Linked DNA regions of Homo sapiens: region 1 is linked to region 2. A link is a contact called in ENCODE Hi-C or POLR2A ChIA-PET data. All regions are on one chromosome and are shown on one strand. The core of a region is the stretch at or near the end of the contact, and the rest is flanking DNA. Distances in the headings are between cores, read along the strand shown.

Region 1 (4,301 bases), core at 1,674-4,173, 160 kb after region 2:
CAAACTTCAGGAGGAATTACTGTGGCTTTTTCAGGGAGGCTAGAGCTTTCTCTGGGATGAGGGCAAAAAATGAAATGAGTGGAAAAATCATCTAACAGTGCAAACTCCACACTACCCTGTAAAACACAGAAGAGCCACCGTAGGAGAGATTTGCAGGCAAAGTAAAACCACTAACTGCACGATCCAGTCTTCTTTTAGGTGCCTCGTCTGTATTTACTTATTTCACTGGAGTGACCACCCGGTAACATAGTAGAAACATTATTTCCATTTTACAGATGAGGAAACTGAGGGACAGTAGATTCAGGACGATGCCTCGAGTCTCACCCAGCTGGTGGGCGGTAGGGCTGGGATCTGAACAGGCTGGCTGGCTCCGGCGAACCTCGGCTCTTCCCTACTCTGCTCTTATGTTGCGTGGAAACTAGGCCAGGATCAGGGAACTCCTGATCTTCACCCTGAGGAGAAGCAAAGAGAAGACAGCCCTGAGGCGCCCCACTCTGGGGCAGCGTGTGTGACCCAGGCCTTCGGACCGAGAAGGGAGAAAGGAAATACGTCCTTCCCTATCCTGAAGCGGAGGGCGTTCCAGGTTTCGCAGGTAGTGCTGCAGCCGCGCAAGGACCGGGCGAGGCTGCGCCCCTGAGCCCAAGTCTCCACTCACCGGCCTTCCCTTGCCCCCTCACCTGCACGCGGGTACTTTTAGCCCTGGGCAAGCCTTGAGCCAAGCGCCGAGACCAAACCCGGGAAATTAAACAGTGTGCATGGAATGAAATGTGGTCCGTGGAAGGTGCCTGCAGCTGGCGGTTAACACCGGCAGTAAGAGGATCAACGCCCGGGCCGCTGGCTTAAAAATGGGAGTGGGAGTGCGAAGTGTGCGCGCTCCTTTTTACCCATTCACGTTAGTTAATTTGGATGATAAGGGTTCGCGTTTAATCTCTTTGTGTGCGAGTGAATATCCTGAAATCGACAACCCCTGAGAGGGCACTCGCGGCTGGCAGAGCAACCTGGGAGGGTGCGGATCGTGTCCAATCTGGCGTGAAGCAGAAAGGAAACATCGTGAGGAGACTAGAGGCAGGACCGAGAGGGACACCCTAGGGGTGCGAGGTGCAGACCGAGCCCTCACATCTCCCAGGCCGCAGCAGGTGGGCCGATGGCTTCCCCGAGGCCTGGCACCCCAGGCCTGGCTCTGCGCCCTGAGGCTCCCAGGTCCCACCAGCTAGAAGAGCGCCGCCTACCCACCCCTGCCAAGGTCTAACGACCCCAAGGGGGGCGCTGGGCCCTGCCATCTCCCTGCAGAACAGAGAGAATTTAGGCAGGGTTAGGGGCAGGCAGAAAAGAAGAAAAATCTGAGAAGCGGTCTCAGCTGTTCCCAGATGGAAAAGATTAGAGAGGTGAGAGTTCGGTGGCTCTAGAAAGGGCCATAAAACAAAAATCATTTTTATCGTTTCAATCTGCAAGAAAGCTCACCCCCCACCCACACCCCACAAGCTCAGAGCCCCCAGAGTATAGGATCCGAGGCAGCAAGTGTGAGCGAGGCCCGTCCTGGGGGAGGTGGCCTCTGGCCGCGGGGCCAGGTTGCCCTCAGAGGCGCAGGCGGCCAAGAGAGTTCCCAGCCGCCGCCGCCCCCCTCCTTCCCCTTGGGCCCGTCCAGCAAATTTCCTCCCTCGTTTCTGTTCGTGCCTTCCCTCCCTCCTCCTCCCCCCGATATTTTCGCTTTCTAAAACCATAAAAAAGAGATCAACTTCCCAAACTTCACAGGGCCCTTTTCAGTGACAAATATTGATGCCCAAAGTGTCTGCGCTCTCCCGCCCCCAAACGTTAAGAAAAGACGCCAGCGAAAGGGAGACATAAAAAGTTAACAATGCTGTGAAAATATGTTTGCAGAAAATAGACAATCGTTGGATTAAACGTATTCAAGTATGAAATAATGCCTTTTTGTGTCAAAACTTGGGCGATGGGCGGGTACAAAAGTTCCCTGTGGCAGCTACTTGCTCCCTTTGTGAGCCGTGCGCTTTGGCGTCTCCACTTGGGCGCATTACTCAGAGCCCTCTAAGCGCGATTGTTTCTCCCTTTCTAATGACATTTACCGGATCAAAACATGCTGTTAATTCGATCAGAAGGCTTCACCCTCCCTGACAAAGCCACAATAATTTCTCCTGAAGTTTGTTAAATTGACCAAAATTAGGCAAATGAATAGGGGTCTGTAGGCGCCCCCTCTCGCAGGTGACGTTGCATAATGCTTGCCTGGGCCAGCTGCATTCCCCCTTTTCTTCTCGGCCCACTCTTCTCCGTGTTGCCCCCCAATCCTCCCACCCGCCCCTTCACACACAAACACACACACACGCCCGCCAGTCTCTCCTCCCCCACCCTCTGGCATTATTAAAATTTAGCCCAATGAAACTATTCATACTTTTCAATGGACATTTTCGTATAGGATAATAGGCTACAAATTGAGCCTCTTCCCCCCGCGAAGAGGGAGCAGGAGGGGTGGGGAGAAAAGAAAGCCAGCGACGTGGTCAGGGAGTAGGGGGGAGCGTCGCGTGCCAAACAGCGGCGGGAGGGGCGAGGCGAGGCGAGGCGGGAGCCTCGTGTGCCAGCCGCAGCCCCACACCTGCCGGGATGTCCGGACAAATAAAGCGGTGTAAACAAAAAGGGGGGAGAAGGACGTGTCACCAAGTCGTGTGAGAAAAGCCTGGGAACAAACGGGGCGCCTCCGTCTCCAAGAGCTCTCCCTTGAACCCGGCGGAACAGCCTATTAAAGGCTTACTTAATTACTTTAATGACTCTGGACAGGCTTTAAAACGCACTCGGCGCTGGGACGGCGGGCTTGCTGGGATTTGTAAACAGGCGATCATGTGAGACTCAGCGGTGGGACTAAAAGAGGCGACACTGTTTTGTGAGGGTCCTCGCCCCCCGGTGCCCGCGGCCGCTGCGCCCCTGCGCTCCGCGCCCGCGACTGCTGCAGGCGCTTGCTCGCCCGCCGGCCCCAGTTTACCGCCTCCTTTTCCCGCCCGAGCTGTTGCCATGCAAATGTTATTCCTGGGCCGATCACGTGTCCTTTGAAGGGCCACGTGGATTAACAAAGCTGATCTGCCCCCAGCTCGCCCCCCTCGGCTGCTAATTTTTTTTTTTTCTTAACTTCTTTAAAACTGATCTTGAATGCATACATCCTCCAAACGCAGCTCCCCTAATCCTATGGAATAATTCAACTCGTGAATGCATCTGGAGCCCTAGATGACCGCTTTATAAGGCAGCCCTCGGAGTTGGGAGGCTGCAGTCTACCTGGGACACTCGAGGAGGCACACGAGGCGGAAAAGTGGACGGGTGCCCCGCGCCACCGCCTCTCCCGAGGGCGCGTACTGACCAGGATGTCAGACAAGCTCAAGGAACGCAAAGTGAGTCGGCTGAGCCCAAATGGCACTTGCGCCCTGGTGGTGGAGGCATCTGACTCACCGACCCGCCACTTGGGTGGACCGATGGCAGGGAAGTGCCCGCACGGGACTTTGAGTGTGGAGGAATCTCGAGTGGTTTGGGAAGGGGGTGGGGTAGAGAGAGGAGGGTGCTCAACCAGGTAGAAGTCCTGCCTGGAGGCTGGCGGCCACCTCCCCAAAGGCCTGGGTAGGGTGGCTGGAAGGGGAGCGCGCCAGCGCGGGCGTCAGAAGGCAGAGCTCACCTGGCCCGAGCGTGGCGGGCCAGGAGTCCCTTCCTAGAGCGAATCTGAGCAGTGTGCGCGGCTGGAGAGGCGGCTTGCACCCAGCTGCTAGAGCCGCGCCTTTGACGACTTCCCGGGCAAAGCCATCCTAAACATACAACCCTCTCTTCGCAGAGAACCCCCGTTTCTCATAAAGTGATAGAAAAGCGGAGGAGGGACAGGATCAACCGCTGCTTGAACGAGCTGGGCAAGACAGTGCCCATGGCCTTGGCGAAGCAGGTAACGTTGGCGACCCGGAGCCGGGTGCCAGGCGTTGGGAGGCCTCTGCGGCCACTCTGCGGAGACGCCCGAGCCCGCGGACACAGAGGACCTCACTTGCGGGCCCCTCCCAGGCGGGGGGCCTGAGCGCAGGGCGAACCTCAGGAGGCTCTGGCGCAGATCCGCAGCCGCGTCCGCTCGCTGGTCCTCTCCAGCGCCACAGTGCCCGACCAGCAGGCGCTGGGCCGCTGCGAGGGGCCCTTCCTCCTTTTGCAGAGTTCCGGGAAGCTGGAGAAGGCGGAGATCCTCGAGATGACCGTTCAGTACCTGAGAGCACTGCACTCCGCTGATTTTCCCCGGGGAAGGGAAAAAGGTGGGCACAGGTTAGGGAATGGGA
Region 2 (4,299 bases), core at 591-3,090:
TGAGGCTGTTACTCATATTTCTGCTCTTGTGCCTTGTTCGTGTTATTCTCTACATATGAAATGTTTGTACTTCCTATTGCTCTGGCCTGACAGTCCTTAAGGGCTAAATTCCATCTTTACTAAATGTTTCCTTGGCTCTAACACACATTGATCTCTCCCCTCCCCAATTCTGAATGCACTTTCTTTTTTCTTTTTTTTTTTTTTGAGACAGAGTCTCGCTCTGTCGCCCAGCCTGGAGTGCAGTGGCGCGATCTCGGCTCACTGCAAGCTCCGCCTCCCGGGTTCATGCCATTCTCCTGCCTCAGCCTCCCGAGTAGCTGGGACTACAGGCGCCCACCACCACGCCCAGCTAATTTTTTGCATTTTTAGTAGAGACGGGGTTTCACCGTGTTAGCCAGGATGGTCTCGATCTCCTGACCTCGTGATCTGCCCGCCTCGGCCTCCCAAAGTGCTGGGATTACAGGCGTGAGCCACCGTGCCCGGCCCTCTGAATGCACTTTCTATATACACCAGGTGGCTGGTGTTATCTACTGTCTTATTCTTGAATGGCTTTGGGTAAGCGAGCCTCATAAGTTACTGGTGAGCTTGCTTGTATTGCTTCTGTGCTCCTCTCAAAGCTACTGGCACACTGTACCAAAGTGATTTGTTCATTGATTGATGGAGAAATGTAAACATTGGGACAAATCAGAGAGAAAAAAGGGCAAATTGGACATTATCTTGTTCGATTTCAGTTGGCAGTCAATGGTTTGTGTTCAAATTATCCTACAGAGGCTTGAACCAGGAGGGGAGGTTCAGAAAACAGATGGTGGGAAAGAGAACAGATCTCTGTATTATGGAGCTTTGACTTTAAAATTATTTCTCTTAAAGAAGAGATAGACCCAAAAGGAAATGATCTGAGATAAATTTCCAGGGACCAGTAAGACAGAAGTACCACTAAATATGAAGAGGCAGTGGACTGGGAATAATGAGAGAAGACCCAGGCAATCATGCCTGTAAGTTACGATAAAGAAAACAGGAAGCACATTTCGACAGAAAAACCATACTTTACATTAAAGAAGTGAGATTGTGTCTGTTGCAAGAGTGAGAGGGAAAGCCCGCAACGACCTCAGGGACCCAGTGAATTAGCTCACGGGAAGCCCAGGGCCTCTTTTGCTAGCTGCTAATGAAGGGAATTAGATAACCATGTTATTTTGAAAGAAAACAGATTATGTTTATTGAATGATCTAAAAGAAGCGAAAAGGGCTAGGTAAAGATGCCATGTTTTGGATTCTGATGTTGGGTCACACCAGGGCGCCCATTCTTCTGTATTCACAAAATGCCCAAATAGGGAGAGGTCTTGCCAGGCGCGTGAACTCGCCACTGTGGCTGAGCAACAAAGGTACATTGAAAGGAAGCGTGTGTGTTTGTGGCTTTGAGCCCCTTTTCCTATTCTGCTGAAGATTAGGAAATTATAGGTTATACTGCTTGAAATGAAGACAGAGTAAATGGTAGGAGGGTTGTAAATCACCTGCGAAGCACCGTCTTCGACCATGCCATATAGCAAGGCTACCCAAAACACTCCAGTCTCTAATTTGTTCAACTTAAAGAATAAGAGGGATATGTCAGTCAGGACCTGCTAACTGCTGTATCAGACAACCCCAGATCCCTAACGACTTACCTCACAGTCATCAGGGGCTAGACAAGTGACCTTCCACACGATAATTCAGAGATACTGCTCCTTTCCTGTAGTTCTCCAGTCCTCAGCACAGGGTCTCAAGATCATCTAGCATCGACCAGTCAGCAAATGTCGGAAGAGGAAAGATAGCTTCCTTAGTCCCTAAGAGACAGCATCTCGTTTTCACTACATTCCACTGGTGAGAACTACTCATATGGCCACACCTAGACACAGCGGTGACTGGAAAGTTAATTTGATTGTGTTTCCAGGAAAAGGAGATAGGCTTGGTGAGTCAGTCTCTCTAGAGGAAAATATGGAACTGGGTTGGATTAAAAAAAATCCAGGCTGGGCGCGGTGGCTCATGCCTGTAATCCCAGCACTTTGGGAGGCCAAGGCGGGTGGATCACCAGAGGTCAGGAGTTCGAGACCAGCGTGGCCAACATGGTAAAACTCCGTCTCGATTAAAAATTAAAAAAAAAAAATTAGCCGGGTGTGGTGGTGGGCGCCTGTAATCCCAGCTACTCAGGAGACTGAGGCAGGAGAATAGCTTGAACCCGGGAGGCAGAGGTTGTAGTGAGCTGAGACTGCACCACTGCACTCCAGCCTGGGTGACAGAGTGAGACTCCGTCTCAAAAAAAAAAAAAAAAAAAAAAAATTCAGGTAATGATTTATATGTTTCTATCAAGCAATATGCCTATAAACATGGAATGATTGAATTTTCAGTTTCAAATACATGTTTTGGGTTGTGAAGACTCAAAAAGCTTGTGGGTCTCTTTGTTTTTGTCAAAGTATATGAATAAACGAGGATTGCAGAAGTTTACTTGTGGAATGAATGCATTAGTAAATTAATGAAGCTTTCTCCTGTACTGAAAGAAGAGTATAAGGTCATGACTCATGGTCATGAGGTAGGAAATAATTCTGCTCACCAAGAAACAAGGACATTTTAAATATCTAAAAAAGCAGAAATGAGAAAGGAAGCATGAAAAATAATCATTTAGCCAACAGTTACAGCACCTACTGACAGACAGAAAGTACAGGGCATTGACATAGTTTAAATCCAGTGACTTCCGTTTTTCCTAATAGAATCAGAGTGATAATGCATTTTAAAGGTTATTTTTATTATTTCATGTCTCCAAACCATTTTCAGAGGGAAATTATCATGGCTGTCACAACAGTAGCTTAATACACAAGGTTGATGGTATTTTACAAAAGTGTCACAAGTGGATTTTAAAGTTAAAAAAAAAAAGGGGGGCTGAGTGCAGTGGCTCATGTCTGTAATCCCAGCACTTTGGGAGGCTGAGTCGGGCGGATCACCCGAGGTCACGAGTTCGAGACCAGCCTGGACAACATGGTGAAACCCCGTCTCTACTAAAAATACAAAAATTATCCAGGTGTGGTGGTGCGCGCCTGTAATCCCAGCTACTCTGGAGGCTGAGGCAGGGGAATCACTTGAACCCTGGAGGCAGAGGTTGCAGTGAACTGAGATTGCACCACTATACTCCAGCCTGGGTGACAGGGGGAGACTCCATCTCAAAAATAAAAAATAATAAATAAGGTTAAAAAAAAGATCAGTATGATATAGCTTATATGAATAGAAAAGATGATTCTCGAACAATAGCATGAGGCATATGAGTTGAAAATAAAGCCTAGAGGTCTTCACCTACAGCAGAGAAAATTTTCACTCTCCCCCACCCCACAGAAGACAGACAGACCTACCCCAAAATTAAAATGACATTAGCCCCATAAGCATGTTTCCCTCCTCAGGTAACAAAGAAGATACCTCAGTTCTAAATCCACACAGTTTTAAAGATGTCATATATTTAATGCTCTTTTTTTTTTCTTTTTTTTTTGAGATGGAGTCTTGCTCTGTCACCCAGGCTGGAGTGCAGTGGCACGATCTTGTCTCACTGCAACCTCTGCCTCCCGGGTTCAAGCAATTCTCTGCCTCAGCCTCCCGAGTAGCTGGGATTACAGGTGCCCGCCACCACATCCAGCTAATTTTTGAATTTTTAGTAGAGACGGGGTTTCACCATCTTGGCCAGTCTGGTCTTGAACTCCTGACCTCGTGATTCACCTGCCTTGGCCTCCCAAAGTGCTGGGATTACAAGCGTGAGCCACCATGCCCGGCCTAATGCTCATTCTAACTAGAAGGAAGTAAAGCCTCAGAACAGTAAAATGATTTGCCACATGTCACAGTTGCAATAAACAGTTCAAGTCCACTCCATAAAGAGATACTAGCAATCCTACGGTTTGTCGAAAGCCAGGCTTCTCGGATAACAAAATATTCTAGGTTCTTTGACAAAATGGGTGATGGGAAGTAAGGAGGAGGGCCTAGTTTCTGAAGCTGCAGGTCATGTAAGGAGCTTGCCCTCAGGCTGGCAAGGCCTAGGAATGGGGGGTGCAGGCGGCCTTCAAGTGCCTGGGGGCCAAGAGGAAGTGCTGCTGTCCCCTGAAATCTTTTTATGGGAGGAACTGACACTGTGGGTCTGTTCAAGTCCCCAAAATGGGGACAGGCTGGGGGCTGAGGACACAGACTCAAGGCCCCTCATTGGCAGTCATGGCCAGGCCAAGGAGCCCAGCTCAGGGCTGCTGGCTTATTCTCAAGCCCCCCAGGGATGTGAAGAGGGGTGCAGAGACTCACGTTT

What was found. A loop is a pair of places that touch in the nucleus more often than their neighbours do. ChIA-PET counts read pairs that join two places held with the same protein, here RNA polymerase II (POLR2A). Pooled maps may share reads with other maps.
Region 1: POLR2A ChIA-PET joins it to region 2 with 12 read pairs in activated CD4-positive, alpha-beta T cell. The contact joins the promoter of HELT here to the promoter of MIR3945HG in region 2. A Hi-C loop is called at or near these places in 1 of 50 pooled maps. POLR2A ChIA-PET finds 5 or more read pairs at or near these places in 3 of 52 experiments (Panc1, RWPE1 and activated CD4-positive, alpha-beta T cell).

The regions. Positions count from the first base shown.
Region 1 is chr4:185,015,567-185,019,867 of GRCh38, forward strand. It overlaps HELT (helt bHLH transcription factor), which reads left to right and starts at 2,924. Exons shown (of 4, transcript NM_001300781.2): 1 at 2,924-3,389; 2 at 3,821-3,925; 3 at 4,181-4,277. The coding sequence starts at 3,363. RefSeq lists enhancers at 2,174-2,754, 2,755-3,333, 3,334-3,913.
Region 2 is chr4:184,853,812-184,858,110 of GRCh38, forward strand. It overlaps MIR3945HG (MIR3945 host gene), which reads right to left and starts at 1,841. Exons shown (of 3, transcript NR_132989.1): 1 at 1,658-1,841.